Regions from separate parts of the Mus musculus genome. Here all the other regions are linked to region 1. The links are chromatin loops, found by intact Hi-C in ENCODE. Cell type or tissue: heart. All regions are shown on one strand. Links, peaks and the distances in the headings refer to the core of each region. The heading gives the core; the rest is flanking DNA. Region 1 has its middle 31 kb from the start of Gm40744. Region 2 holds the start of Gm29684 (predicted gene, 29684). Region 3 holds the start of Gm24433 (a small nucleolar RNA gene).

Region 1 (10,834 bases), core at 1,760-9,759:
CAACTACAAATTCGGGATGGGAGGTAGTGAAGTAATTGTAAGCAAGAAATCTTTAAAAAGAGCTTCAAGGTGTTTGGTTGCTCTGGGGGAGATGAGTGAGCGATGGTTGGTTATCAAATGTATGTAACATTCAATTTAACTTTTTAACTGAGACAGAAGTTTCTCCAAAGTGGATATACAATATATAAGTGATAAGTATAAACCTATCAAAGATTTTAACTTCACTAAAAGATGACAGAGATTCAAATCAAAACTTCAGCGAGATGCTGGGGTAGTGACACATGGGTTTCAGCTCACAGGAAGCGAAGGCAAGAGGATTACAGGTTTAATCCAATCGAGGCTAATAGGTGATTCTCAGGCCAGTGAGCTTAGGCAGCTCGTCACAAAACAACAACCACGGTGAGGTCTTGGTTTGCACTAACTACAATCAGTCCACCATCAATGAGAGAGACACAGACAGACACAGACAGAGCAGAAAATAAGTATTGCAAAGCTCTAGAGAAAGTGGATGGCTTGTGTACCATACAGAGGGATGTAAAATGATATGGCCACTATGAAAAACAGCATGAAGATTTCTTCAAACTACAACATAGAATTAACATTTGACCCAGTGGTTCCAATTCTGAAAATGTACACAACAAATTGAAAGAAGAAGAAAAAAAAAACACGAGGAAATTGCACTCACAGGAACATTATTCACAATAAGATTAAAGCACCCAATGGCCCAACAGTGAATGGATGGATGGGTGGATTAAATAACCTGTGCCATATACGTACCACAGGGGCTTGATAACGATGCCATTCCAAGAAAAATAGGGCATTATTTTGGTACACCAAGCACTTCACAATAAGGGCAAGACTGAAGTTCGTCTGGCCTGCCAAATGTGGAGGGGAATTCTGTAGAATAGTCTTATAGGCATAACGGTCAGACTTCAAGCCCCCATTATCCATCTCAGTAGAGAAGACTGTGGTGGTCACTATTCTATGGCTGGGCAGAGACACCAGCACCAAGGCAATTCTTATTAAAGAAAAGCATTTAATTGTGGGCTTGTGTATAGTTTTAGAGGTTTAGTGTGTTGTCATGGAGAGAAGCATGGTGGCACACAGGCGGACATGGTGCTGGAGAAGTAACTGAGAGTCCTGCATCCTAATCCATAGGGGGAGAGAGAGAGAGAGAGAGAGAGAGAGAGAGAGAGAGAGAGAGAGACTGACTGACTCTCTGGGCTTGGCATGGGCTTTTAAAGCCTCAAAGCCCACCCCCAGTGACACACTTCCTCCAACAAGGCCACACCTCCTAATTCTTTTAACCATTCCAAATAGTGCCAGTCCCTGGTAACTAAGCATTCAAATATGTGAGCCTATGGGAAACATTCTCAGTCAAACTACCACAAAGACTGAGGACTGTGACCACACCTCAGCATCCAAGTTGACACCTGTCTTTTAGGCTCTAATGCCAAAGAGAATCTTTACACCCAAATCTCTGCCCCATCAACCTTTACGGCCCTCCACTTTTCCTATTCTCCCCATCTGCAAGCAAAGGGATATGGACACTTCTAAATATGCTAGACTGGGGACAATCATACTAGACTGGAGACCCATCATACTAGACTGGGGACCATCATACTAGGCTGGGGACCATTATACTAGGCTGGGGACTGTCATACTAGTCTAGGACTGTCATACTATCTGAGGACTGTCATACTAGGCTAGGGACCATCATACTAGACTGGAGACCATCATACTAGGCTAGGGACCATCATACTAGTTTGGAACTGTCATACTAGACTGGGGACCATCATACTAGGCTGGGGACCATCACATACTAGGCTGGGGACTGTCATACTAGTCTGGGACTGTCATACTCTCTGGGGACTGTCATACTAGGCTAGGGACCATCATACTAGACTGGAGACCATCATACTAGGCTAGGGACCATCATACTGGTCTGGAACTGTCATACTAGGCTGGGGACCATCATACTAGGTTGAGGACCATGTCATACTAGTCTGGGACTGTCATACTCTCTGGGGACTGTCATACTAGGCTGAGGACTGTCATACTAGGCTAGGGACCATCATACTAGACTGGAACTGTCATACTAGACTGGGGACCATCATACTAGGCTGGGGACCGTCACATACTAGGCTGGGGACTGTCATACTAGTCTGGGACTGTCATACTAGGCTGGGGACCGTCATACTAGATTGGGGACCATCATACTAGTCTGGAACTGTCATACTAGACTGGGGACCATCATACTAGGCTGGGGACCATCACATACTAGGCTGGGGACTGTCATACTAGGCTAGGGACCGTCATACTAGACTGGAGACCATCATACTAGGCTAGGGACCATCATACTAGTCTGGAACTGTCATACTAGGCTGGGGACCATCATACTAGGTTGGGGACCATGTCATACTAGTCTGGGACTGTCATACTCTCTGGGGACTGTCATACTAGGCTGGGGACTGTCATACTAGGCTAGGGACCATCATACTAGACTGGAGACCATCATACTGGGCTAGGGACCATCATACTAGGCTGGGGACCATCATACTAGATTGGGGACCATCATACTAGGCTAGGGAAAATCATATAGGCTGGGGACCGTCATACTAGATTGGGGACCATCATACTAGGCTGGGGACCATCATACTAGGCTGGGGACCATCATGCTAGGCTGGGGACTGTCATACTAGACTGGGGACCATCATACTAGGCTGGGGACCATCATACTAGTCTGGGGACCATCATACTAGACTGGGGACCATCATACTAGGCTGGGGACTGTCATACTAGGGCGGGACTGTCATACTAGGCTGGGAACCGTCGTACTATCCTTATCCTTCTATGTTCTCCTGCCCTTTCAGTGATTTCTCCCCTCCCCCATCTGTGCATTAATTATTTTGTGGGTGTTTTCTCCTCTTTAATCTTGGTAGTTTATTCCAAAGTAGGGTAGAGGAGATGTTTCATTTTACCTTTTAAAAAACAGAAGAGAAGTTTGACTCTTGTTATCATGCCAATGAACCTGGAAGACATTCTGCTAGGTGGAAGCATCCTGTCACAGAAGAATACATGTGATCCCATTTGGGTGAGGTGCCCCTTGCCTCCACCTAACTCCAGAGCCTTTTTGTCCTCTACAAATAGTAGCTCCTCCTGCCTCCCTCCCTTCAACCTCGGCACCTACCATTTAACACTATGTCTCAATGCAGTTGGGCATCCGATGGGTAAACGGGATGATGGTCCTTGGTGTCTCTCTGGCATCGCCTAGCATAGCATCTGCAGATACGTTCATGTCACAGCACAGAAAAGGACAGGTGTCAGCACAAGACACCCTCAACACCAAGTTCTCACCACAGCCATCACTCCAACCCGGGTTTTCTTCTCTTATTCAGTTCACTTAACACATATTTATGGAGTACCTTCGACATGATCTACCATCTTTGGACTGCCCCGTGCTATTGAAGAGAGGAAGACAGGAAGTCCCAGTGCCCAAGATTACACACAGACGGAGACTAAACGGGCAGTTAAGTGAGGTCGCTTCAGGTTGCCCTGAGTCCTCGGAAGTAGCTACAGCAGGGAGCAGGGGATCTACTCACTGCCCAGCAGTCTCAGGGGAGGGAAAAGTGCGCCCACGGTGATAACTGAGGCCTTAGCAGGGATGAGCAGGCCACCAAGGAGGCCGCGGGAAGAGCATATGGGTGAGGAAAGGTCCAGTTAGGGCTTGGTTAAAGAAGGGGAACGAGACTGCCGCCATCGTGAAATGAGCAGAGAGCAGGCGGCCAAGGCCGGCAGGGCAGACCACGAAGGCAACAGGAAAGACGCTGCCCGCTATAGGAGCGCACAGGAGGAGCAGTGGTCTGAACCCCTTATTCAGAGCTCTGCCTGCAGTTGCAGGTAGAGGTGATGACCTGAGCCTCTGCCTTCTTCTGCCTTCATTGTTCTGAGAATGACACAGGCAGGGCCACAGAGAGCCCACCTGCCTGCTCTGGGACTACAGATAACATGGATGGTGGAGGCAAACTTCTCTGTCTTAGTGAGGCTAACAAGCATACTGGACTTGTCTTAATCTTTTTTTTTTTCTTTCTAACTATCCAGGACCCAGTCCTGATTGCTGAGTAGATATTTCCTTGGAACTGAAGCATATGCCCACCTCCACCCCAACTCGAACAGAGGCTTGTTAAGGAAATAAACAAAACTTCTGAGTTTCAAGAAGCTATGGAAATTCACAAGAGGGGCCCTCCCTTCCCAACACCATATAAGGAGTGACACTTTTTTTAAAAAAGATTTATTTATTTATTATATGTAAGTACACTGTAGCTGTCTTCAGACACTCCATAAGAGGGAGTCAGATCTCATTACGGATGGTTGTGAGCCACCATGTGGTTGCTGGGATTTGAACTCAGGACCTTCAAAAGAACAGTCAGTGCTCTTAAGCGCTAAGCCATCTTTCCAACCCGAGCAGTGACACTTACTGGAGGTAGGAGGCCGGGGGAGGGGAGATGGGACTGGAGCCCAGCCAACCTGGGTCACACACACCGGAGAGTTGTGCAGAAAGCTCTGGGGATTATGTGGTTAGCAGTTTGGGGATAAGCTTTTTCAGCAGTGCCACAAGCCTTTGTGTCACCAAGTAGCCCTAATAAATTCACTGGCTCACCACAGTAGAATTGTTCCTTTGGTCTGCCGTGGATGTCCTATCTGGGTCAATAGACATTTCTTCATGTCTCCCCAGAACACACTAATTCTTAATTTCACCTGTTCTTAAAGGCCCAGACCCAGAATCATCCCTTTGTAACACCTCTCAGCCAGCAGCCTTCCTCCTTGGTCTCTAAGGTCCTTCCTGCATCCTTGGTACCTGCATCCTGATACCTGCTCGGCAAGCACTGAGAAACAGCTGCAGCACCCAGATGGGCATCTTGTTTTTAGAGCGTGTTAAGCCTCACAGGCAATGAGTGATGTGAATTCAACATGCAAAATGGCTGGTGCTCAGCCCAGGAGTGTGGTGCAAAGCTGGAAACAGAGTCTAGCCACACTCTGCCTCTGGCTTCACCTAGAGAAGGGCTATGCGGAGAGCAAAAACTCGCAACTTCCTTTGTTAAGTTTGCAACCCAAGAGGGAGGGGAGGCAGAAAAGAGTCCTGGCTGAGGTTCAGGTAAGGCTTGTTGTCATCCCCACCCCCACCCCATTCTGCCTCTCCTCTCTGGCTGTCATCTCAGGCATAGCTCACTCTTATCCCTACAAATATCTCTTCAGTTATCTCCTTTCCCACAAGTTACTTCACCCAAACCAGCAAGCCAGCCCGCTTTCCCAAGCCAGGTCCCTGGCATCCAGAATGTGCCTAATAAAAACACATGTTGTAAAACTAAATGAATGAATGAATGACTTTTTTTCATGCAAAGAAGAACGAGCAAATCAAATGGGGGAGGGGCCGGAGGCTCCCAGATTTTAAAAGAATGTATTGCATTGATAGATTAGATTTTCTCTCTCTCTCTCTCTCTCTCTCTCTCTCTCTCTCTCTCTCTCTCTCTCTCTCTCTCTCTCTGTGTGTGTGTGTGTGTGTGTGTGTGTGTGTGTGTGTATGAAGCCCGGCAGGACTCTCCATTCCGAACAAGCTTTCTTTAACTGGTTTCTCAGTGGGGTAACCTCTCATTTCCCAGGAGCACCAAGAAAGGCAAATCAATATTCACTTAAGATAGCAATGTGCCCTAGAACCACAGGGGCCAAAGGGGTAGAACATCTCAAGACCGCGTCCAAGGTCAAACATAAGTGTGTCCGGAATTATCTCAGTGTAATGAGCCAGCTGGCCCCTGGTGCTTCACAAGACGGCTGGGTAAAGATTCGGGCTGGCCTCAGGCCTTGGCCCAGCAGGGAGCTGAGACGGGGGAAGGGCGCCCTCTGCCGAGGGTGAAGAAAAATACAACCTGGCAGTTGGTGAGCCCTATGCCTAGATTTCACTTCTAGAGGGCCATTTAAAACAAAAAACAAAAAAAACCTCAACCAGAGATCAAGCCAAGGAGCTGTTCCTCACAAGCCCTCTCTTAGCCCCTTCCCTTCAGCCCGGTGGCTAATTGCAGTCCTTGATCCCAAGGAGACAGTGTCCCCCCACTCCTGAGGCCTTCGTTTCTAAGAAAAAGACGGCCGATTATTACTTTTTTTGTTCCCTATTACCTTCCTCATCTTGGGCTCTAGAGCTCCGGAGCTAGGGGTCTTGGTCCTGAGAAAGATCTCAGACACTTTTGAGTAGGAGGGAACTCAGACACACCCTAAAGCCACACACACACACACACACACACACACACACACACACACACACACACACGTCAGTTGCCTGTCTATAAAACTGCGAGGCTGTATTCGACAGTCGGGAGGTTCCAACTCTCGTGGTGCCTGCCTGGTGTCCTATTTTAGACCCAGAATGCGTCCGTCCGCAGAGAGAGAACAGCGGCTAATGAGGGATCGTGAACCAACAGAAACAATGGCTGGGGACCACCTAAGCACTTTCCTCCCCCAGGGAAGGTAGAAATGGCTTTCTAAGGACCTGCGTCTCTTTATTGAATCTTGAGTGACACCTAGTGGTCCACCCGCCTCACCGTTGCCGAGGCTTCTGCTCAGAGGAGCTTTAAGTAAACTGGAGCTCATCTTTGCCTTCAAAGACCTGGGGAATCAAAGACAGCCTCGCTGAAGGTTTCTAGCACTTCCCCGCAAGCATTGTCCTACGTGATTCCGAAAGAAACGCTCTTATCTGGAGAGCTTGCTCAACTGGCACATCGTTCTAGCAGCGAATGTGTTAAGCTAGACGCTCTCCTAGGTACTGGGAACACAGATGTCCCAGTCTAGGCTCCTGCTCTCTAGAAACAGCCTAGGTTGGTGCAGAAAATGGACCCGGGTTTGGGGGAGTGTTTTATTTAAAAAACACCATAGTCCACTGGAAAAATGGAGTGTGTGTGTGTGATTTGTGGATGGAGGAGAGCAGTCACCACTTGAGCTGGGTCCTGGAGGTCAAGTAGCGTGACAGAATAAAAGTGGATTGACAGCCCACAATGTACACATCCTTCCACTCCGTTGTTCAAACAATGAACTTGAGGGCTGCTGGGAAGAGAATCTGTGGGTGTGGTTAAGATCCCCGGGTCTGCCAATCTTAAAAATCTAAAGCTTGTCCAAGGCAGGCCTCGCCCAATCAGCTGAACACTTTAAAGGGACTGGAATGTTCCTGGCAGAAGAGATTGGAGACTCAAAAGGACTCTTGTGGAGTTTTCTCTGATTGGTTGTTCATTAGGAATTTGGCTAGCCGGGAGAGAGCTGAGAGCCAAACTGTGAGAAAGTGAGTTCTGACAGTGGCCAGGGCGCTGGGAGAGAAGCCAAAGCTTGCTTTGCGAAAAACCAAGTCCCAGCTGACGCCTGAGTTTAGCTTTGCAACACCACAGAGAGAGGACTCAGGCTGTCTGTGCTGGTCTATAAAACTATGATTAACCAATTGGAGGGGATTTAAGCTGATAGCTATGCAATGTGTTCAGAAGCCACAGAAAAATGGAGGGGGTTGGCCACTTGGAGAACAAAAGCCATCTGGCCAGCAGGACCATGCAGGCAGACGACAAAGGAAAACGTAGCATTGAGAACAGGCTTTGGATGGGAGGCACAGTGTCCTTGGACAGACTGATGGCTCCCTGTACCCCTGTGTTCACAGCGTAAAATGGAGTCGTCAGTGGTTTAAACCTAGAGTTAGTGGTGTGCCTGCATAGACAGGGCTCGATACAGCTCAGGAACTATCAAGTGGTCAGAAGATGTTAGGCAACTCTAGTTGTAGCTCTTAATCCACAGACAAAGCACTGGGCTGAGAGGCCTTGGTCATGGGTTGGTTTTTTGTTTTGTTTTGTTTTGTTTTGTTTACTGGGATAGGGGGCATCTAAGACTATATATCCCTGACCCTACCTTTGTTCTTACTAAATCAGACTCTATAAGTAAGGCCCAAGGACCTGAACTCACAAAGAGCTTCCAGAACGAGAGGGTGTAACTGCACCATTGCAGTAGTTATACATCAGTAAGCAGCTGGTAGAATACAGAAAAGGCAGTAAGGGCAGGGTGTGCACATGACAGGCTTTGAGGGAGCACCGCACCGTCTAAAGGGGTGAACAGGTCACCAGAGAATGTGCTGGGATCATTCTGAGAGGTGGGTGGGGATGGGGATAATGAGTGGTGTTGTTGGGTTGTGAGAGTCCAGGAATCTTGTGGGCGTGCAGCTGGAACACCATATAGGCAGAAACACTCGAATTCAGGAACCATACTGGGACCGGAATTACAATGTGCGTGAGCACATGATGTCATAGGTGTGGAGAACAGAACTGAAAACATGTGGGCGGAGGTGTGGGCCTCTCTGGAACTGAGAACAAGCCATCAGGAAGACAGGAAAGGTGCTGAGTGGGACATGGGCCAAGGGAGACACTGGTCACCAGTGTCCCTGGCCTTGGAAGATTCCAAAGGGACAAAGTCTGGGAGCTGCTCCATCAATGGCAAGGTCTGCAGCACTCACAGACTATGGCTTGGGAATGGACAGGAAGCAAGAGATGGGTTGTGCTCTTTGGCTTCAGAAGCGAAAAGGGAAAACAGGGTAGAAGCTAGAAATGGGTACACCCTCACCCTGCACCAATTCCGTTGATGTGAACCTAGACACACCATCCATAAACACGGCTGTGGCAGGCCGCCAAGAACCTGCTAACCTTGAACTGCATAGGGCAAGAAGCATAAGGCTCTAAGGAAAGAATGGTTACCTGGTTGCCAGGCCAAGTGTGCAGTTATGCTCCAAAGTGTGCCACAGAGTTCAGGAGGTAAAAAACGACAACTGGGCAGGGGACCTTCTCTCTGGGGACATGAGTGCTGGCTGGCCAAAGGACACTGAGTTGCAGAAGTCCTAGCTAGGGTGAAAGAGCACAAATTCTGTGAGGACCAACTGTATGCTCTGGGGAAAGCTACTTTAGCACTCTCTACTCCAAGAGCTCATCCATTCAGTGGAAACAATAGCCAGACTTCCCCAGGGCCACTCCCTGGGAGAGCCCCCTCAGTGGTGGTTCACAGTGAGGGCTAACACATGGCAGCGGGCCTGAAGAGTGTTTGTATTTTATAAGTCAGACAACGGCAGATCGGCCAGAACCCCCTAGAAATCTCACACAAAACAAGCTGAAGGCCTTGACTATGATCCACGAGGCCACCTGCCACTGTCTTCTCTTAGTCCCTCTCCCTGGGTCCTCACCCCTCCAGCATGGTTGTCCTCATGATGGATGGGTGTGGATCATCAGACACATGGAGCTTTACCCCCGAGACCATGTCCAGGCAGCTACCACCGAGCTTTCTTCTCTGTAGATGTATGTAAGGTGAATGTATGAGAACTTTCTGGAACTTTGGAATGGACACCATTGCCCCACACATCTGTTCAGCTGATGCCTAGACACAGAGAGCAGAACTTAATTTCTAAAGTGAAATTCAGTAGCTAAGGCAAGCACGGCCCCTCTGCTCAAAGAGGAAAGGATTCAGAGCTGAAATGCTGGAACCACACCGCCTAGTTCCAAACCCTGGCTTGGACACCACTCACGTAAGGTCTCTGTGTTGTTCCTCTCCTCATGCAAGACAGGAATAATAGTGATACCTACCTATCTCATAAGGGTTATGAAGATGTATATGTGAATGCACACACATATACACACACATACACACCACACACACACACACACCACATGCCACGCTGCACACCATACCACATACAAACATATACACCACACACACATACACACACCACACACACACATATATATACACACCACACCACACACATATACACATACATATACACATACATACACACACTACACCATACACACACTATACCATATACACACACAGACACCACATGCCATACTGAACATCAGACACACACTATACCATACACACACACAGACACCACATGCCACACTGAACATCACACACACACATATATACATACACACACACACATAGACAAAGGGAGAAAGGGAGGAAGAGAAGGAGAGGGAGAAAGAGAGACAGTGCTGGGTATATGACAAAAAAACCAACAAACAAAACCAGCCTAAGGGCCAACAACATATTCTGCGTGGGAATGCACCAGTCTAGCTGCCCTTTTCATAGGCACTGGTGGAGAACATGGCATCAAGTGCCGAATACATGGTCACTCGCCATCCGCAGCAGCAGCCTGTGTCCGTGCCTGTGTTTATCCCCGACCTGAAGCACCATGGAGTGATACAAAAACATGGGCTTTTATAAGAGGAAATCCTGAGTGTGGGCAGCCCCTGTTCTTCATACTAGGCAGTGACCCCTATCCGTTCTCTTCTAAGGATGTTTGCTAATAACTGTCTCTGAAGAGCTAATACATAATCCTGCCCACACGGTGTTCATGAACACCGGAGCTTCACAGACAATCAGTTCCTGAGAGTGTAGGGTGGAACCGGCATTACTATTGCAACAGGCAGGGTCCTCTGAAGAAACAGAACTGAGCGTGTGTGTGTGTGTGTGTGTGTGTGTGTGTGTGTGTGTGTGTGTGTGTGTGTAAAATGTGGACTGGTAGTCCAACAAGTCTGTCTCACACTGGAGAGGCCAAGTACCTTGTAGTTATGTCTTTGAAGCTGGGTACCTCAATAACCCTAGTCCGGTGCTCCTCTAGAGGACTGGAGGAGTCCTGGAGAGCCTTAGGTCTAAGTTAGAATGCCAGTGACATTAGTTTTAATAGCAGGAGTTTTAATAGTTGGACAGCAACAGGATAGATGAACTTGTCAGCCAGCCTGAGGGCAAGCAGGCACGAACCCTTTTC
Region 2 (10,834 bases), core at 1,174-9,173, 150 kb before region 1:
GCCTTCTCCTGCTGATACAAGGAGTCAGCCCTATGGAAAGCAGAGGTCACTGGGACTTCAGACCTTGATCTATTTTTGCTTCTCAGCCAGAAAACTCTAAGAAAAATCTTAAATAAGATTCCAACTCAAGAAATCCCCAACTAAGTGATAGCTTGGCATTCTATTTTTCTACCTTATTATGATTATGGAAAGCAATACATTGCAGTTTTTAAAAAAACTGAAAATGAATGTTTAATGTGTATCTTATCCTGGACCAGCGATGAGAGGTATGATCCTCTGCTGATGCTATGCAGAGGCAACGACCCACAACTGCTAGTCAGGCAAACTGAGGGATGCCCCATGCTCCACACTAGTGGTTCTCCACCTGTGAGTCGTGGCCCCTTTGGGAAGTCAAATAACCCTTTCACAGGGGTTACCTAAGACCATTGGAAAATGCAGATATTTACGTTAGAACTCCGAACAGTAGCAAAATTACAGGTATGAAGTAGCAATGAAAATAATTTTATGTTTGGGGATCACCAGAACAGGAGGAACTGTGTTAAGAGGTCACGTCATTAGGCACCTCTGCTCTACAGTGAACTGTGTTGCTAAACTGTGACACTCCATAGGCCATGCTAGTAGGAATATGGAAGACATTGGTGCTAAGGGTATTTTGAACTGTGCATACCTGGCTCTAGAGGTTTCAGTGAAGAAGAATTTTAGTATGTGTCCTAAGAGTGTTCTTGTGGTATCTTGGTGAAGAAAGTGGCTTTGTTTTGCCTTTGTTTGAGGGGTCTACCTGAGACAAAGGTAAAGAGATTTATATTAATTGCATTGACAAAGGAAGTCTCAAAGAAGCCCAGCAGAGACTTTGCTCTTATTCTATGGTTTAGCCTCATGAAGAGCATTTTGATCAAGCATAGCAAGCTTCAAAAGGAAAAGTACAAAATGGAAAAGAACAAAATGTATGGTTCAAAGAATAAAGGGGCAGCAGGAAGTAGAATGGAGCTGAATCCTGCATTCAAGGAGATAAACAGATTAAGGGAGTGTCGACCTCTTGGCAAGGTTCCACACAGCTAAGCTTATTGTTTATGTGTTTGCAGTTGAACAAGGGCACTGCCTGATTATGGTTTTCATTTGGACTTTTAATCTGGAATGAACTACAATCCAGAAATGGAGGAGACAGGCTTTTGATCTGCACCTTGAGGGAATAGTGACCATGGAAAGCTTAGGGTACAGGCCTTGAATCCCAGGAGACAGAGGCAAGCAGATCTCTGAGTTCAAGATCAGTCTCTAAAGCAAGTTCCAAAATAGCCAAGCTTAGGTAGTAAAGGAGCTGGAAAACAGAAAGCTGGTGATAATGTAACAGAACAAGGGGGTCAGGTTCCATCCCCAGCAAACAACAGACCTTGGCAGCTTTGGCCATGTAGCTCTGGCTTTAGAGTCAAGAATAGAAAGGACTACTAGAACAATTGATGCTTGTTGGCTGGAGCTAAGAAATTAGCAGTGATTAAGAAGAGACCAACATCATTGATCTGAGAAGTAACATTTTGGGGGGACCTAAGGAAGCTGTGTTCCAGGGATAGCCAAGGTGCCTTGTGCTTCAGCTGGAGTCGGTAAGAGTCACCCAGGTGATACTGGTTTTGAAGGCATAAAGGGGTCGTGGAGAGCAGCTGAGGCATGTCATTGTGAAAGGCCAAGGAAGGCCACTGGTGAAGAGGCCCAGGACTGAAGGGATCATGCAAAGAAGTTGAGGCTTGGCACCATGAAGGTAGTCTATGAGAGGCGATGGGTGAAGCTTAGATGCAGTGAAAAACCCCATGTATTAGAGATGCCAGTACCATAGAATGACTACAAAGAACAGCAGCAGTAGCGACATGGAGCCAACCAGAGCCTAGAGTGCTACAGAGGGCAGAGCTAGGCAAGAGAGCCAAGTCCTTTGGAGGAGCCCAAAAGATCATGTGTGGATCCCAGACATTGTAACAAGAAGCTGTGAAGTCAAAGTTGCCTTGGAGACCCCAAGGTGTTAGAGACGTCAAAGCCATGGGATTTCTGCTGAGGAAAGCGGCTAAGTGGGAGTGAAACCAGTGCAGGAGGAAGAAGTTTGTTGTAGTCAACAAAGATGAGAGGAGTTGGAGATTTCAAGAGCACTTTGACATCAGATGTGGAGATGAAGAAGTTGGAGTTTACCCAGCTGGTCCAGGATTTCTTCACTGTGATGTTTTGGTATGGTAATGTATATCCCGTGATGTTTGAGGTTTGTCATCTGTTTTTTGATTTTGACTTTATAGGAGATTACAGCTAAGTGATTGAATAAATCTCAAAAAAGACTTTGAACTTTGGACTTTGAACATTGTTGAGACTGCTATAGACTAAGGGGACTTTTGAAATTAGACTAAATATATTTTTGCTGTATTTATGTATTGCCCCTGATATTATCATGTCTTTGAATAAGCCTCTGGAGGCCAGGGAGTGGAATGTGGTCGTTTGAATACACTAGGCTCAGGGGTAGCACTATTAGTGAAGTGTGGCCTTGTTGAAGTAGGTGTGGCCTTGTTGGAGGAAGTGTGTCACTGTGGAGGTGGGTTCTGAGTCCCTCCTCCCATTTACATGGGGCATAGTCTTCTGTTTGCCTTTGGAACAAGGTGTAGAACTCTCAGCTCCCCCAGTACCATGCCTGCCTGGACGCTGCCATGCTTCCAGCCATGATGATAATTGACTGAACCTCTGAACCTGTAAGCCAGCCACAATTAAATGTTTTTCATAAGAGGTACCTTGGTCATGGTGTTTCTTCACAGCAATGGAGACTCTAAAACACCTCAAAATAAACACACACACACACACACACACACACACACACACACACACACCAAAACAAAGCATAGAAAACATCTCATCGTGGTAGCTGTAGTATCTCACAATGTGTCTCACAGTGTATTCCTCTGTCCACACAGCTTCACTCGCAAATATTCACTGCAAGGAGTCATTGGTCTGGTTTGAGCTTCTGTGACACCATCAATATTGGATTCTCACCAGGACTCCCATTGTTGCTCTGCATCATGAAGATCCTGCAGCTTTGGAACAGTAGGTCTGGTCCTTTCACAAATCCCAACCATTTGCAGACGATATTGATTTTGGGGTGGGCCAACTTAGAGCCCTGGATCTGGGCCTGGGTGGCAGCTGAGCTGGTCAGCAAGCTGGCTTTCCCTTATCTGCACCACCAGGGCAAGCTCTCTAGCACTGCTCTGGCTAGGCTAACCATCAGTAGGAGACAGGGTCAACTCTCCTGGTCTCATGCCTTCAGGCAGCTCACCGTAGCCTTTGCCATCAGGGCCAGCTCCACTGCATTGCCCAGGTGAGGTGCAGGGCCCACTCTCCTGAATGCTATAGCTAGCAAGAGGTCAGGGCTAGCTCTCTCACTCTTATGCCCTTGGAGCCCGCTCTCCTGGCTACTGCAAAGGTTCAGGGTCAGGGTCAGAGAGGGCATCACCCCTGCACCTAAGTCACGCTCCTGCAGACAAATGACAGAGGCAGCTATCCTGTGCTCTTTACCTCAGGGCTGGCTTACCTGTCCTCCCCCTGACCCCCACCAGAGGCAGCTCTACTGTGCTGTCCAGATGAGGTGCCCCACCTGCTGTCCAGAGTGCTGCAGCTGGCACCCACACCACCAGGCAAGGGAGGGCCAGCTCTCCCTTGATCTTGCCCTCAGGGCTGGCTCACCTGAGGCCCCTCTGATCGTCAACTTGATGGGATTTAGAATCATATAGGAGACAGACGAACTTCTGAGCATGTCTATGAGGGCATTTTCTGAGAGGTGTAGTTGAGGTGAGAACGTGGGCAACACCATTCCACAGGCTGCGTTCCCAGTCTGAGGAAACAGGAGAAAGAGAAGGGAACGCCACCATTCACCTCTCTGCTTCACATCTGTGGCTACTGTCACCATCTGCCCTGTACTTTGGCTGCCATGTCTTCCCCACCATGGTGGACTGGCCCCTCAAAATGTAAGACAGGATGAAAAGTATTTCATCACAGAGATGAGCAAAACAAGCAAAACAGAAGCAAGCCGAAGACAGGAAAGAGAAATCAGAAAGAGAAATGAGGATAGCAAGACAACAACAGAGCGGGCGGGGTGGGGGGAGGAACAGAAACAGAAACATTGACAGAAACAGGAGCCTGGGAGCTGAGCCAGCCTCTCTGGGTGGTGGGGCCCTCCCTCACCCCTGTGGGCACACCCAGGGCCATTGAAACTTCCTGGAACTCTTTGATAGTCAGTAATTTAGTCCACACCTCCCAGGATGGAAGTTAGCCAGGTTATTTATTAGTCAAGAGATTTGGAAACATTATTTATGTTTTCTGAGCTTCGGATTTTCCCCTCTGAAGATGGGAGTAATAGGCACAGAATTGTGAGGAGTTAAAGGCGTAAATGCTGAAAGCCTTGAACTTTGCTAAGATTGAATGCGTTATCAGCAAGTGGGAATGATTATTACTGCTGGGTTTAGTTGCCAGATACAACAAATAGAGAGAGAAAATAGATAATCCCTCTAATCAATTACTAAACACATTTCTCACGGTGAGACTCATATTCGAGTTTTTAAAGATTAGTTTAAATGTAGATTATTTTTTTTATCAGAATCTCCCAATTTTAAAAATGTTTGTAAGTACTTAAAATCTCTCTGTCTCTGTCTCTGTCTCTCTGTCTCTCTGTCTCTCTGTCTCTCTCTCTCTCTCTCTCACACACACACACACACACAGAGTAAATAAATGTTAAAAAAAATATTGAAACAGAACAACACAAAGGCCTCTGATTGTATCACTTCCCAGCTGTTCTAGAAGAATCTCTGGCACAGATATTGTCTTTATTTTAAAACCCGTATTCTGTTCATCTCCGGTCTCTCTGGTACTTCTCTTTTTTAAAGCTCTGGATTATAATAACATCAGTTATCCTGATTCCTGAGGTTTGGTATCCTGTCAAGTCTGTGCCCTCGATCCCAGTTCTCGAGTTCTGGCCTAAGGGGTTAACCCTGTAGCAGGAAACCAGTCCACCCTCCCTGCCGCCTCTCCCAGCTGCCAGAGGGGCAGCAGTCACTCCCCCTAGAGCAGGTGGGTGCTTGCGGAACGCAGACCAGCTTCTATAGCCAAAGGGAACAGTATCTACCAGGGGATACTGTTAAGAAACCAATCTACCAAGGGAGGAAGAACACATTCCAAAGACGGTCAGGAATTATTTCTAGAATATTTATTTTCTTAAGTTCTTGGCACTTCCGCCTCCTCTTCTTTGCTAAGGAAATGCACAGGCTGCTTTCCAGGGGATGTCTGTCAGTAGCAGCCCTCCCAGTTCACAGACAGCCTTTCCTCTTTGTTCTGCCGCAAAAGGCACAGGGAAGCCATTCAAAGGAGCTCTGCCTCAGAGGAGAAGCTGGTTTCCCTGAAGTATCTCTGCTCTGGGGCTTCGGAGTATGACCCAATCAAAATTAACCAACTCATCCTAATATAAGGCAGAAGCTGATGGGGCAGTCTACTTTTCAGTCTCAAAATCTACGGCCTTTTTGGTGTACCCATTTCACTGACCTGCCTTGTGGGGACTTTCTGATGGCACAAGCCAACGGCTGTGAATGTACCCATGCTGATACTTTGAATGTTAGAGATTTTGTTCACCATGGATTTTAGAAACTAAGTTTTACTTAAATGATTTACATTAAAATATTATTTGATTCCTGAATTGATTTGGCACCCCAGGCTGTATCTCCTTTGTCTCTTTGTCTCACTCTACCGGCCCTACAGCAAGAAACTACTGAGAGGCCAGCCTGTGCAAGCTGGCCACAGTGCTCCCAGCTGCCTGCCTTCTCTGACTCTTGTGCTCACTGTTCTGTTCCCCCAGGTCTTCCAGGAAGCCTGACTGATCAGAATGGCCCAGAGAGAACAGGTGAGTACCCAAGTGGGTACAGGGACAAGACACCCTTGCTTGCTTTTTTGCCAGAGGGGTCAATGATGCTACAGTAGACTGGCTCTTGCCCTACTGCTTTGAGTGAATTAGCATAACGAAGCTCTTTTCTGGGAAGGGGACTCTTCAGGACCTAACTTCCATGGATCCCCCCTCATCAGCCTTTAGGGAAACAGAAGGAACATTTTGATCAAGGTTTTTCTTAGAAAAGCCCTCCGTGGACCTGTTATGGGAAATGAAGCTGGTTTTGTTTTCTTTGATTAATCACAGTGCCCTGTTTCCAAAAGCAAATGTGGCCTTGCGTCCTCCTAGGCACAGGCTGTGCTGTGAAGGAGAGGGCTTGAAGCTGTCCCCAGGACCCACGCAGCCTTGTTTTCTTCATCCTGTACGCTCTGCGGAGTTCAGGTTACTCCCTTTTTTCCTTTGTGATTTCTGCCCAGTAGAACCAGATCTTTAAAGATTTCTTTACAGTTCCTTGAAAGCTGGAGTGGAGAAGCCAGCTGTGAATTATATAACAGCAAGGTCATTTTTTAAAGCAACAGTGGCTTCCTATATAGGCAAGGGGTATTTCCCAGCCAGTTTCTAAGTATAAAGAAAAGCCTATGAATTTTGTGAAGAAAAATCAAGGAGATTCTATCTACGGTCCCACCCCTACTGTCCTCTCTCACTACTTTGGTCAGGAAAAGATAATTCCTAAGATGATGGTGGGGGGGGGTGGTTGGGGGGGCGTGTATGGGGAGGGCGGGATGGGGATGGGGAGTGTGGGTGCAAGTGGTTATGACAAGATGACCAAAACAACTACTAAAGCAACCAAAAGCCTCCCAAAGCCTTTTTGAAGAAAGACGGGGGTGGGGGTGGGGATTTTGTTCTCTTTCTTCAGGTGGACAGAGAGCCATTATTCTTGTTCAAAGTCACAATAAAAGCAGAGAAGAGGGGGAGAAAGCTGTCTAAAGTATATCTTTGTTTTCACTTAAGAGTCAGGGAGCTTTATAAATAGCCAGCCTGGCTTTTTCTTTCAGGGGAGCCCCACGCTTCAATTTAAGCTCTGCAGAAGCCTCAGCTGCTTTCCTTTCTTTGTCTGTAGACTAAACATCCCTCCGAAGTGCAGCCCCCTCTCTGGCATCACCCAGGGGCCCTGCTCCTTGACTCTAGATAGTGATTTTTCAATGAAGGGCAATTTTGCCTTCTAAGAGGACATTCTGCAACATCTGGTGTGTGTGTGTGTGTGTGTGTGTGTGTCTGTCTGTCTGTCTGTCTGTCTGTCTGTGTCCTGTCTCCAAAAGCAAACATGGATTGTCAGAAGGAGCATAGCTTATGCAGTGAAGGACAGTGCTTGAAGCACAGTCCCCAGTATCCTCTCAGCCCTGTCATCAGAGACCTGCTCTTCAGCCTGCACCTTCCAGGTAGTTCAGGTTAGTCTTTTTTTCTTTGTGTTTTTCTGCCAGTAGGAACATGCTGCCAGCATGTTAGTAGAAGTAGACTAGGGATGCTTACATATGACCCCCAACACACAAATGGATTGTTGAAAATGCATGTAGTGCTGACCCTGAGAAACCTCGGTCCACACCATGCCAGGAAATCGAGTGGAAACTCTCAGCTTTGAGGATTGCTAAGAATCAGGCTGCCTTGCAGCAGGCTTGGCCTCTCTCCAACGGCTGCTGTGAGAGAGTCAAAGCTGCTGTAGGAAATGCCCTCTGGCTGTGGTCAAGGGTCCCCCGTGGAGTTGACTATGGGGACACACAGCAAGCACATCGTCTGGACCTGGTGTTTTATAATTTATAGTCACAGGGCGCCTGTCTCCATTTAGCAGCAAGCCACCTGGCAACTGTCCTGCCAGGGAGGAAGCAGTTATGCAGAGGCCTACAGCCCCAGTCAGCTGACAGCCCGTGGTATATGGAGATGGGAGTGCTCAGAGGCACCTGGAAATAGACCCGACATAGATGGCTGAGCACGAGGTACCCCTTCAGACCCATCCGTCAGCAGCAGGCCCTGCCAGAGGATGGCCTATTGAACATTTCCAGGAATAGCACCAGGAGCCTGTCAACTGCTTTCTTGGAAATACACTCAATAAGGATGGCTGTCCTCCAGCCGGCAGAGCAGAAAGCCTGGCCTGGACCAGAAATGGCAGCTCCTGGAGGCAGCCTTCCTTAGGACCTTGAGAATGGGGCATCTGTTCTTTTGGGCTGCTTGTGGAACTTCCATCAGTTGCTGGAGTCACTCAGGGTGGAAAGGGACGTTGAGATGGCCTGCAGAGGCTCCAGGTCCAGCTTCCTTCAGACAGCTTGGTGCCCTTCACACGCATAAAAATATCAACAGGCAGGAAGGTGACAGGTTAGATGACAAGCTCTTGTCAGCAGTGAGAATTCACATCGCCTGGCAGTGAACACCTACACACCTTCTCTTATAAATTTCACCCCTAAGGACACCCAAAGGAGCTCCAGAAAGGGGGTTCTTTCTTTAAAGCCCCCATCTTCCAGTCATTCTGAGAATATATCAAATATATAGCAAAAATGAAAGAAAAAGCTTACAATTTAATTGACTCACTCCTACTATATGCAAATCAACCTTTTCTTTCAGGGAGGCCTGATGTGTCTGTTGGCATTTGGCTAACCTGGAACCTCCCTTGACCTTTGGTTCAGGAAGGGCACATGTGGTGTGGTTGGACTCAAAGAGCTCCTACAGACCCAGGCATGGGTGTCCTGCATGAACAAGAGACCCCAAACTCTCTGGAACATTCAGGAAATATTGTTCAATCCTATTTTTTTTTCAATCCTATCTTTTGAATTGTGAGAGAATTATAAAGTTTATCATAGAGCATTTTATCTTGAAGGGCTACAAGAAAACATTTGATGCCTACACAGAGCCACCATGAGCTGGGGATCACAGTGCCAGATACTGAAATTAGACTTGTTTTAGATAAACAAGAAATTGCTTTTTGACGCATGTCCCAAATATTTGCCATTTAGTCCAAACTCAGATGAACTGGGCATTGTTTGTTTTGTTAAATCTGGCCATCCATTTGGGGAGGAAGAGTGGGCTACTTATTAAGTTATGATGGGAAACATAAAGAAAAAAAGTTAATAGAAAAACATTTCAGGCAATCAAGGAGGAAGGAGAAGGGTATTGAGAGAGAGGGAAAAAGAGAGAGAGACTGGAAAGAAGCAGAGACAGGCAGAGTGAGAGAAATAGAGCACTGAGGAGAGAGAGATGGGGAGGAGAGTCTCTGTGGAGGATATGAAGGATCTGGGAAATGATGTCTGCACAGGGTGCCATCTCCCTGGGATGTGCTCATGGGTTGGCTAGCCCCTGCTCCTGCATCTTCTGATGTACTTGTCTGGCAAAACTCACAGTGGCTGCCAGAGAGACATGAGTCTCCAAGCTGCAACTGCACCATTTATATCCATATTACCACAGATTGGGTTGTTCAAGATACTGACCTCCTGAAATGGAGTCCTACAAATCAGACCAGGCCTGAATGGCACCCCCGAACCCAATAAAAAGTGAGTTCCCCTACCACACGGAGACTCATAAGCAGAGCCTCTCTCTGTCTGAGCTGGTCTCTGTTTTACCCATAAGGAAAGGGACTTTGAGTGGCAGTTCCCTTCTTAGCCCTGATCTGTATTTCTCTACTAAAGCCTGCCTATTCTTAAATCACTGGAGTCGTTTCTACGGTGGCCCCATTTAAGAGTTCCCAGATATTTGTCTGAGTCATCTGCTGGGTGGAGCTTCTCAAAGGACATCTTGCTCCTGTCTGCAAGCATAACAGAGTATCCTTAATAGGCTTAGGAGTTAGTGCTTGCCCCTGGGACAGGTCTCAAGTAGGGCTGGTTATTGGTTGGGCATTCCCTCAGTCTCTCCTCCATTCCCCATGCCTGTATTACATGTAAACAGGATTCATTTTAGGTTGAAAATTTTGTGGGTGGGTTGATGTCCCTATCTCTCCAAAGGGGTTCCTGTCTGGCTACAGAAGGTGGCCTTTTCCGGTTCCATATCACCAATGTTGTGAGTCACAGCTAAAGTCACCCTACACTGCTTCTTGGGCATATCCCTCATCCCAGGTCTCTGTCTTGTCCTAGAGATGCCCTGCACCTCCTCACTCTGGTCAGTTGCAGATTTCCATTCATTTTCATGGCCATCTCTCCTGTCTTTCCCCACACCTGATCCTGAATCCCCCATTCCCCTCCCTATATCCCTCCCTCCTAGTTCACTCCCTCCATCTTCATCTTATGACTATTTTATACAGATACCCACAGCCAAACAGTGGACAGAGCTTGGGGACTCTTATGGAAGAATAACAAGGATTGCAGACTCTGAAGGGGATAGGAATTCCACAGGAAGACCAACCTGGACCCTTGGGGCTGTCAGAGTCTGAGCCATCAACCAAAGAACATAAACAGGCTGGACCTAGGTAGGCCTCCCCACACATATATACCAGGTGTGCAGCTTGGTCTTCATGTGAGTCCAAACAACTGGAGAGGGTGCTATCCCAAAATCTGTTGCCTATACATAGGTTATGTTCTATTAGCTGGGCTGCCTTTTCTGGCTTCAGTGAGAGAGGAAGTGCCTAGCCTTGCAGAGACTTGAAGTGCCAGGGTAAGGGGATAACCCAGGGCATAACCATCTGCTCAGAGAAGAAGGGGAGGAGGGAGGAGGGAGGAGGGAAGGATTGTGGGAGGCTGTGGAGGGGCAGTGAGTAGGATGTAAAGTGAATAAGTAAAAAAAAAAAAAAATTAAATAAAAAAAATCCAGATAAAAGCCAGTGTGATCTTTAAATTCCTCTTGCCAAATAATACTCTTTGACAGGGTGAGACCAAATATTTTAGACCCAATCCAATAGCAGAACAAGGCACCCCTCTCCACTCCCCCCCCCCCATTCCCACATGGTGTGGTCATTAGTAGCTCTTCGGTTTTCAA
Region 3 (10,834 bases), core at 1,953-9,952, 900 kb before region 1:
TTACCTAGAAATATAATTTTAAGCATATTGAGAAAAGAAAGAAAATAACATATAAGATATAAGATACAATTTGCTAAACACATGAAACTCAAGAAGAATGAAGACGGAAGTGTGGACACTATGCCCCTCCTTAGAATTGGGAACAAAACACCCATGGAAGGAGTTACAGAGACAAAGTTTGGAGCTGAGACGAAAGGATGGACCATGTAGAGACTGCCATATCCAGGGATCCACCCCATAATCAGCTTCCAAACGCTGACACCATTGCATACACTAGCAAGATTTTGTTGAAAGGACCCAGATGTAGCTGTCTCTTGTGAGACTATGCCGGGGCCTAGCAAACACAGAAGTGGATGCTCACAGTCAGCTATTGGATGGATCACAGGGCTCCCAATGGAGGAGCTAGAGAAAGTACCCAAGGAGCTAAAGGGATCTGCAACCCTATAGGTGGAACAACGTTATGAACTAACCAGTACCCTGGAGCTCTTGACTCTAGCTGCATATGTATCAAAAGATGGCCTAGTCGGCCATCACTGGAAAGAGAGGCCCATTGGACACACAAACTGTATATGCCCCAGTACAGGGGAACGCCATAATCTCATTATGAGTACTAAACACAATTCACAGTCTGAACAACCACAATTCCAAGTTCAGTTTGGTTGCTGGAAAAATATAAATACTGATAAAGTGTGCTCAGGAAAAGATTATACAAGAGCAGAATAATCAAATCAGGAAAAAAAAAAGTCTGATAAAGTCAAGGACTAGAAAGAAGGGTAGATAGATAAATGATGGATAGATAAATGTGAGCGCCCGACTCGCCAGCAAGAACGACGCCACAATAGGATCCTTCTGCATTCGTTTATGCGTCTGGAGCCATGGGTCCCTCCATGTGTACTCTTTCGTTTGTGGTCTAGTCCCTGGGAGCTCTGTGGGTCCTGGTTGGTTCATAGTGTTGCTCCTCCTATGGAGCTACAAACCCCTTCAACTCCTTGGGTTCTTTCTCTAGTTTCTCCACTGGGGATCCTTCCTTCCTCCCTTCCTTCCTTCCTTCCCTTCTTCCTTCCTTCCTTCCTTCCTTCCTTCCTTCCTTCCTTCCTTCCTTCCTCCCTCCCTTCCTTCCTTCCTTCCTTCCTTCCTCCCTTCCTTCCTTCCCTTCTTCCTTCCTTCCTTCCTTCCTTCCTTCCTTCCTTCCTCCCTCCCTCCCTCCCTCCCTCCCTCCCTGCCTTCCTTCCTTCCTTCCTTCCTTCCTTCCTTCCTTCTCCTCCTCCTCCTCCTCCTTCTTCTTCTCTCTCTCTCCCTTTCTCTCTCTCTCTTTCTTTTTTTTAAAAATTTTTATTAGTTCTTTGTGACTCTAACATCATGCACCCTAATCCCACTAATCCACCTTCCATCCTTGCAACCTCCCCAACACAGAAAAAAAAAATTTCATCATGGAAGCTGTAGTGTGTGACAGTGTGTCCCACAGTATGCCCTTTGGTCCACACTTCTTTGCTTGCAAATGTTCATTGCAATGACTCCTTGGTCTGGTATGAGGCCTCTCTCTTCTACTATTCCATCTATACTAGAACTTCACTGGGACTCTTCTCAGATATCCTGTTGCTGTTCTGTGCTTTGGATCTGTAGGACCTGCCCCTTCAATCACTCCAATAGTTCAATGATTGAGTAGATATTGAGGTGGGCCAATTCAAAGCCCTGGATCTGGGCCTGAGAGGTATCTGAGATGGTCAGGCTGCTAGCTCTCCCACACCCACACCATCAGGGTGAGCTCTCCTGCCCTGTCCCAGCTGGCTTATCCAATGCCACTATCAACAAAGGGCAGAGTCAACTCCCCTATTTGCATACCCTCAAGGCTGGCTCACCCACACCACACCATCAGGGCCAGCTCTACTGTGCTACCCAGGTGAGGTGCAGGACCTGCTCTCCCCAGTGCTGCAGCAGGCAAGGGACAGGGCCAGCCCCCTGCTCTCATTCCTCTCTTCATTGTGCCTACATCCTTCTGTTTCTCTTCCTCTCCCACTTCTCCACCATGTTTTTGCTCCTCTTAGCAGTGCTTGGGTCCTCAGAGCCCCATCAAGAACCAAGATGAAGAAAGTCCCTGGGAGAAGCACATGGAACTGAATCACTTCATCCTCATCCTTGCCCACTCGAGAGAGCAAGCCTCCCCGGAGCAGGCATCTGGCAGCCCATCTTGCCTCCTGCCTGTCTCAGGAGTGCTCCTCCCGCTTCTGCATTATGGCACCCAAGGAGGGGTCATCTTGGGCATGGTCTGTGTCCCTCACCCCCAGGCTTTTGAGGCGCCAGCCTGGTGGTCAACTCAGACTAGGTTCCTGACCCAGCCCCATGATGCTGGTCTGGTGGCTACCTTGGACTCACTCATATTCCTGCCCCACTTGCATGACCCCATGCAAGGGTCTTTTATCTTGGGCTCACTCTGAACTGCCTTGGGCCAGCAGTTCAGGTGGGGGTCTTCTAGTCTCTGGCTCGTTCCCTACCTTGGGAGCTTATCCAAGCCTGCAAAGTGCCAGACTGGTAGTTGTCTCACAATAGCTTCCTATCCTGGGCCCCTGACACTAGATTGGTGGTTGTCTTAGGCTCACCTTTTTCCGGGGGTATCCCAGGTCAGAACACTGAGCATAGACACAGCCTGTCTCGTCTCTGCCACCTACTGACACACATGTGATACAGCAGCCATAACAGCAATGCCTCTAGGGGCAGGATCAGATGCTATTTCTAATCTCATTGCCTTCCAGTATTTAAGTGTGCTATTTGTTAGTTATCTGTGATGCATCTAGCTAGCATTGCTCCATCATTCTGCCTTTTCAGACTGCAGACAACAGTCAATTATGTTATTGTATAACAGCAATAGGCAAGTCTCCACGTGGAAATAAGCTCTCAAAGACCCCATTCAATCTGCCAAGCATTTCTCTCTTAGCTCTTTCTGTATGCCTTATGCCCAAATGATTGCCCCAATATTACTCAGCTTCCCGTTGCTGTAAGTAACCCAGGAACAGATAATTAATGAATAAGAGGCAAGTTAAGCTACTTGCATAAGATCTGGTAGAGCTATTGGGATGGATGGAAGTTATCAGTAGAGAATGCTTGAGACAGAAAATTTTCTCATTGCAAGCCAGAGACTCAGGAAGGAGCCGTGGTCCCACAATCCCCTTGAATGACCTAAGGACTTCCTACCAGATCCCACTGCCCATTAGTGCCACAGTGGGATCGAACCATTAACACAGAAACACTGGAAGACATTCAACATCCAACCTATAGCAATGACTCCTCCAAACCCTGCCCCTAGCTACTGTCATAGAGCTAGCTGTGTCCTGGAGGAACCTGGTTTCCTGCCCAGCCCCATTTGTTGCTCAGAAGTTATCATATTACCTTCAAAACAACAGCTCATGCAGAATGAGCCTGTGGAGAATGATATTCTGAGTTTCTAATAGTCAAAACACTTCCTTTTATTCAAACTTTAATTAGGCCAGACATGGTAGTACATATCAGCAGTCCCAGCAGTTGGGAGGCTAAGGATCATGATTGAGGCCAGCCTGGGATACCAAGGAGACAAGATACACAGACAGACAGACAGACAGACAGACAGACAGACAGACAGATCAATGGGTAAATGCATGAACAGATAGACAGGCAGGTAGATAGATGTTAGCCAGGCATGATGGTCCATGGCTATCATCCCAGCAATTGGGAGGCTAAAGCAAGACAGCTGCATTTGTTTTCTGCCAGAATTTTTTCATTCATTCATTTACTTTTATTTTATGTATATGTGTGCTCTATCTGCATATATAACTGCATGCCAAAAGAGAGCATCAGACCCTAGTATAAATGGTTTGTGCACGACCATATGGTTGTTGGGAATTGAACTCAGGACCTCTGAAAGAGCAGCAAGTCCTCTTAACCACTGAGTCATCTCTTCGGTCCTCCAAAACTGCATTTTTTCCAATTTTTTATTAGTTATTTTCTTCATTTACATTTCAAATGCTATCCCAAAAGTCCCCTATACCCTCCCCGCACCCTGCTCCCCTACCTACCCACTTCCACTTCTTGGCCCTGGCATTCCCCTGTACTGGGGCATATAAAATTTGGAAGACCAAGGGACCTCTCTTCCCATTGATGGCCAACTAGGCCATCTTCTGCTACACGTGCAGCTAGAGACACAAGCTCTGGGTGTACTGGTTAGTTCATATTGTTGTTCCACCTATAGGGTTGCAGAACCCTTCAGCTCCTTGGGTACTTTCTCTAGCTCCTCCGTTGGGGGCCCTGTGTTCCATCCAAGAGATGACTATGATCATCCACTTCTGTATTTGCCAGGCACTGGCATAGCCTCACAAGAGAGAGCTATATCAGGGTCCTGTCAGCAAAGTCTTTCTGGCATATGCAATAGTGTCTGGGCTTGGTGGTTGTATATGGGATGGATCCCCAGGTGGGGCAGTCTCTGGATTGTCCTTCCTTCCGCCTTAGCTCCGAACTTTGTCTCTGTAACTCCTTCCATGGGTATTTTGTTCCCCATTCTAAGAAGGACTGAAGTATCCACACTTTAGTCTTCCTTCTTCTTGATCAAAACTGCATTTTTAGTCCAAGACCAGGTTGTGCTGCATAGAGAGAGTTCCAAGATTAAATAAGCAATAGAAGAAAATAAATTAATTAAAAGTCTAAAGGTGCCATATAAATACACAACCAGACTCCTTTCACAATACAGAAAGTAAGTTCAGCATCAGCCATTCTACCATGAAAGGCCAAGGGGTAGGTCAGTGACAGAGCAATCTTTTATCACGTACATGGATTTGATCCTCACCCCCAGAACTGTTCACACAGAGGAAGCCATTTCCTTGCTTCCGCATGGGTCATGGACAGCAGCAATTCTTTTGTACATATAAGGAAAACATACAAAACCCCACTGTGTAACACCACGTGGTCCCCAGTTGATCAGATTTCCAGCCTGCCACCTCCAAAGTTCTAAAGAGTCTGTGATGGGCAGCTGTAAGAGCTAACTCCTCCTTTAGAGTCCTTATGGGATAACTCAACACACAGCATGTGGGATGCAACTAAGAAAGCACAGAAATTCGGATTTGGGTGTGGGTTTGGCCATGGTCATAGGACTACATGCAGCTGATGAATTTGTCCTTCTTTCATCTACATCTCCGTTCAGCATCGCCATCTAGAATCCCACCATGACTACCCTGATGACTTGCTCTCTCCAGATCACCTGCTTTATACTCTTAGAGTGCTTATTCATTTTATTTTGTGTGCGTGTGAGAGAGAGACAGAGAGAGACAGACAGACAGACAGACTACAGATCAGCCTTGTGCATGCTACGAAAGTTTTTTTTTAAGATTTATTTATTATTAGACATAAGTACATTCGCTGTAGCTGACTTCAGACACCAGAAGAGGGCATCAGATCTCATTAAGGGTGGTTGTGAGCCACCATCTGGTTGATGGGATTTGAACTCAGGACCTTTGGAAGAGCAGTCAGTGCTCTTACCCTCTGAGCCATCTCGCCAGCCCCTAGGAAAGTATTTTTACTGTGACACTGTCTCCAACCAAGCATTTCGTCTTTAAGATCTAGAGGTCAGTGTTCTTACACATTCATTAGAATAAAAACAATCTATTTCCCCACAGCAGACCTTGTTGGCAATTAGTCTAGGCTCCGCCCCACAGTTACCTGGCAACCGCCAGGTGTGCCTGACTCACTATAAAAGGGGCTGCTTGCCCCCTCCTCTTTCTCTTACTCCTGTTCCTGTTCCTTACCCTCTCCCCCCATCCCCCCCAATCTCTCCATGTGCTCACGGCCGGCCTCTACTCCTCTACTATTCTCCTCTCTCTTTTTCTCTTCTCCACCCCACCTCTGCCTTTCTCTCAGCTCACCTCCCCATTCCCTGAATAAACTATCCTATACTATATGTGACTGGTACCTCAGGGGGAAGAGATGTTTCAGCATGCGTCCGCAGGGGCACCCCTTCCCCCACACCTTACCGCACCTACAACCAAACATATCCCTGCATTCTTTCTTTTTATAAAACACGACAGATCTTATGATGGAGGCTGTCACCCAATGGAAGTACCAAGAGCCACTGAATAAATGAATCTGTCACAAGTGGAGCGAAGACCATGAGCATTAACATGTGGGTGTGAGCAGAGACAGAAGGGTAGAGGGAGAGCTTTCTTTCCCATTAGTGGTCTACTGTCCCAATTAGGGATGTTGCAACTCAACCAAAAGAGCCAGTTCTCGGCTTTTATGTCCCTCGATAGTTGAATGGATTCTCCAGGATAGTTTTTGACAAATGGTCTCGCATTTGTCAAATGGCATTAGAAACCCCAGGCTGACTTGGTTGGAGGCGTTCTGCACAGGTTGGCCTACAGAGGGTGCTGGCTCACTTTGAAAAAAAACCAAAAACAACAGAAAGCAGCAGGGCGCTGTCCCTGGAGTCTGAGAAAAAGAAAAGCAAGCACTGCGGTGTAGCTGACGGGAGACTTGATGCTTGTTTTTACACAGTTTGCTTCAAAAACAAAGTTAATGGACAAAATGAAACCATAAAGCAATTTGTGAAGCTGCTAGAGACACACAAAGTGCTCTCCTGTGGAAAAGAACTGGCATCAGGTCTGGGTCTTTCGATGAGAAAGAGAAGCAAAGGGAAGAGAAGCAAGCAAGAGGAGTACTCTGTGAACGTGAAGACTGGGACCCGGGAGGCTGCAGGTTCTGGAGGGAGAGAACGTTGACAAGCCTCTGCAACACACATTCCATCCTTAGGTCATGCTGGGAAATGGGGACCTTAGAGCTTTAAAACCAAATGGGAGATGCCTGTGGACAGTGTGAACCGGGCACACCCCAGCTGCGGCTCAGACCGGCATTGCATCCCTGAAATTTGCTAGGGTTCGTGCTTAGCCCACAGAGAAGAAATGAAGCGGGTGAGTTAACCAGGAAACAAACGGACTCCAGCCATCACGGTGCAGGGTGAGAGTCACACATTTCAAGGGAAAGTTGGAGGGAGATATTCTTAAAGCTGTGACCTACCTGTCTTATCATCACCCAGAACTGTCACTTCCTGAGTTCTTTGTCCGTTCAAGGTCACAGCCATTTTGTGGTACTGCTCAGTGGCTAAACTAGAAACACAGATCAGTACATTGCAGTTGAGGAAATGGAACGGCTTAGCAGTAAAGGCTCTGGCTGCTAAGCCAGGCAGCCCGACTTGAATCCCTGGCATGCAAGCGTCAGAAGGGAGAAGCAACTGTCACAGGTTGTCCCCTGATGTCCACAGTCATGCACATACATCCCCACCCCCCACCTAAAATAAATGAATGAGTTTGTAAAACTCAATGAAGGTCAAGGAATATTTTTGTTTTAACAATGACCCACCTCCCCCAACTACCTTTAAAATCCAACAAAACACATTTTTAATTGTTACAGAGTAGGAAAATATCATTTTTCCCAATGAACTGCTTTAATTAAATTGTTTGAGGGGCTTGAGAGATGGCACAGTAGTTAAGAGTACTGGCTGCTCTTCCAGAGATCCTGAATTCAATTCCCAACAACCACAAGGTGGCTCGCAAACACAAGGTGGCTCACAACCATCCCCACCTCCCCCTCGTGGCATGGGGACAGCTATTCTACCTTTCTGCCCCTACCAGGCACAACAACCTTACGTGCTGACCACCATGAATCAGGGCCAACATGAGACTGCAGATCAGGCAGGTAACAAAGGAGGCAAGTCATGAGTGACTGAGGCTCCAAAGGCTTCACTTGTCAATGTCTGGAAGTGGGGTGAAAGCGAGGGTCAACAATGTGGCAGCGTGGCACTGCATGGCTGGTGGGGGAGACAGCGCATGCTCCACAGAACCCAGCACGCCCCGCCTTCACCGTTCATACTTACCGACACGTGCTTCTGACTAATTGCATCTATAGATCTTTTCAATGTGTACAAGGGTAACAAAATTCCCTTCTCTTAAAAAAATACAGCGTTGCTCTAACTTAGTACGAAGCGGGCACCAAAGTGCCAAGTTCTGATGCAAGTCAGACTGGGACGGAGCTCCTCGAAGGGATTCTCGACATTGCCTGAATAAACAGGCAAACAAAGCTGGAGCATCCAAGAGGATGGTCACAGAGGGTAGAAAGGTACTGAGGGCCAGGGGGAGGCTCCTGCAGCACGGTGGAAACGCTGCCACCAGAGTCTGTGAGCATCTCAAAAAGGTCAGCAAACAGGACTCTCGGCTGGGAGTGTTGTACCTGTTACCTGAGTAATCACAGATGTGAGGCAGGAGCATAACCATGAATTTGAAACCAGGCTAGATTACGTAATAAATTCTAGGCCAGTTCAGAGACAGAGTCAGTGTCTCTCTCTCTCTCTCTCTCTCTCTCTCTCTCTCTCTCTCTCTCTCTCTCTCAAGTAAAAAATAAAGCTTCATAAAAACTCAAATGGAGAGATGGCTTAGTGGTTTAAGAGCACTGACAATTCTTCCATAGGTCCTGAGTTCAGTTCCCAGCAACCACATGGTGGCTCACAACCATCTATAATGGGATCCGATGCCCTCTTCTGATGTGTCTGACGACAGCTACAGTGTACTCACATGCATAAAATAAATAAATCTTTAAAAAAAACAAACAAACAAAAACCGTGAAACAGGAGCTGGAGAGGTGGCTCTGTGGATAAACTCCTTGCCGCACAAGTAAAAGGATCTGTGTTCGGATCCCTCAGCACTCCATGTAAAAGCTGGCCACAGTCTATAGAAGGGATGGAGACAGGCAGGTCCTGGGGGCTCACAGGGAAGCCAGTCTAGTTAACAATGAGCTCCCGATTCAGTCTAAGACTCTATTTCAAAAAAATAAGACTGAGTGTGATAAAAGGAGACACTCAACAATGACCTGTCTCAATATACATACGCACAAAAGAAAGGTGGGCGGAGGACAAGGGCTGCTTTCAGAGTGAGGGATAAACAAGAAATGGGAGTGGAAAGGTGGAATGAGAGGGCAACCTGATGGGCGGGAAGAACAGAGAATGGTTGGCTGAAGGACAGTTTGTTCGTGGGGAGGGTCCCTAAGGGCTGGTTCAGGGCGTGCCCAAGCTGGAAAGCCCCCAGGAAGCAGGAAGCTGACTAAAGTGATTGACAGACACGTTGTTCCATATTTTGTTTGATCGTTTAGAACAAGCGGATCAGATAATCATACACAGGACCAAGAATTGGTGTTTTGCAGTCTTGGTCTAGCCATATTATCAGTAAATAGATGAAAACGAATAAAAAGGAAAGGGAAGGAAAGGGGTGCTCTTAGGTGTGGTGGAGGAGAACGAACGTTTATTGTAGATAAAAGGGAGAATGTAGAGGCAGGGACATTTGGGAGAATCCAGAGCAGACAAGACCAGACTGAGCTGGGCCAGGAGAGGGAGATGAGGGAGGAGATGGGAGAGAGGAACCAGGAGAACAAAAGTACAAAACAGTTAGGTAACCAAAATGTCTGTATTATATAGGGAAGAGCCTCTGGATGGACAGGCAGCTCAGCCTCTGGGCTGCAGAGGTCTGGGTAGAAGGTGGGGTACACCAGCAATACCCTGTAACAGGAAGGGACTGAGGGATGCTCTGCTGGGAGAACCTGAAGGCCAGGTCTGCATTGTCATGTTAAATAGGCACCTCTGCCATTTCTCCGGGGTTTGAAGCATAACATAAATTAGGGAGACATTAAGTCATACAGGAAATTATCCAGAACATAAAGAATTGAGGATTTTCTTAACCTTCTGGCAAAAAAACAAAAACAAAAAAAACTCATACAATCAAAACACAAAGCTGAGATGCAGAGCCTTCCATTTGTGGAAAAAGCGGAAGGAAAGAAGCAGGGATGGTCTGGGTTCCTAGGGAGAACCCTGTGGGCTCTGGGAACTCACAGCTGAGGTGGGGCTGGCTGGCTGAATGGAACTATGAAGTGATCTGAACCCCGCCCAGGTCAAGGAAGCAGGTGTAACCGGAGGTCGTAGTCTGGCCATCTTTGGTCCCCAAAGACATTGGAAACGAGTAGAACCATTTCAGGATGAGGAAGCCAAGAAGAAATGTGGGACAAGAGATCCTTTTAATTTCGCTTAGTCACTGCCATGGCCATTTTAAACATCAAGGAAGTAATACAATTTATCAAATACAAACAAACAAGCAAACAAACAAACCACAAAAGAAAACAGCAGCTGTGACCTAGTGAGGAAAGATAACTTTTAATTATTAGCTACTTTGTTCTTTCATTTCAATTGTTAGGTTGCTGTGAGCTGTGGGGTAAAGTTTTGTCACATTACGTTAACAGCAATGGTGGGGTTCTATGTGTGGACACCGGGCACAGGTGGGACAGCTCTTACCTTCCCATCTCATCAGAGTGTCCTTTAATTGAACTTGAGCTCATTTCTGTCACATCATGTCAGGATTGGTTATCCCTTTCTTATATTCTAAACAACTGGAGACTGTCTTTGAAGATCCTAGCAGCTAACCAGTAAATTCTTGAAAGTTTAAAATATCAAACAACAACAATGTTCACTGCTGGTTTGAGTGCCTGAAGAGGTCCTCCAGACAGATAACTTCTGAGTATAAATTACAATGATTCTAGCAAATTAGCCAATATCTGCTGTGGTGCTTTGAGTAAAAATAGCCCCCATAGGCCATAGGCTCTTAGGACACCATTAGGAGATGTGGCCTCATTGGAGTAGGGGTGGCTTTGTTGGAGGAAGTGTGTCACTAGTGGGTGGGTTTTGAGGTCTCAGTAGCTCAGTCCAGTACACCTTCTGGTGCTCTCAAATCCAGATATAGAACTCTCCACTCCTCCTCATTTTCCTTTATAAGGGTTGGCATGATCA

The links. Hi-C counts contacts between places; a loop is a spot of excess contacts. Peaks named below come from ENCODE experiments on the same cell type or tissue, not always from the same donor. Only the 100,000 strongest peaks of a DNase experiment are listed, where the experiment ranks them.
Region 2: a loop joins it to region 1, with 5 times the contacts of the local background. A loop is called at or near these places in 5 of 42 quality-filtered maps.
Region 3: it touches region 1 in a loop (2.6-fold over the local background); 8 of 42 quality-filtered maps call a loop at or near these places.

What each region holds. Positions count from the first base shown.
Region 1 is chr10:94,987,389-94,998,222 of GRCm38, reverse strand. No RefSeq gene overlaps it. Among named protein-coding and RNA genes, the nearest start is that of Gm40744, 31 kb to the right of the region's middle. In heart, for the core only: CTCF peaks have their summits at 5,898 and 6,575 (motif pointing left); DNase peaks (open chromatin) are centred at 5,892, 6,552 and 7,232; H3K4me3 peaks cover 1,586 bases; H3K27ac peaks cover 1,619 bases.
Region 2 is chr10:95,140,073-95,150,906 of GRCm38, reverse strand. Gm29684 (predicted gene, 29684) reads left to right here and starts at 5,082. Exons shown (of 4, transcript NR_131146.1): 1 at 5,082-5,192; 2 at 5,858-5,902. In heart, for the core only: CTCF peaks have their summits at 3,585 and 5,047; DNase peaks (open chromatin) are centred at 4,166, 5,176, 5,286, 7,846 and 2 weaker places; H3K4me3 peaks cover 226 bases; H3K27ac peaks cover 5,141 bases.
Region 3 is chr10:95,890,485-95,901,318 of GRCm38, reverse strand. Gm33377 (a long non-coding RNA gene) reads right to left here. Exons shown (of 5, transcript XR_380700.2): 4 at 7,030-7,118; 5 at 4,508-4,607. It overlaps Gm24433 (a small nucleolar RNA gene), which reads right to left and starts at 2,716; the gene lies at 2,584-2,716. In heart, for the core only: CTCF peaks have their summits at 2,675 (motif pointing left) and 6,379 (motif pointing right); a DNase peak (open chromatin) is centred at 6,408; H3K4me3 peaks cover 920 bases; H3K27ac peaks cover 847 bases.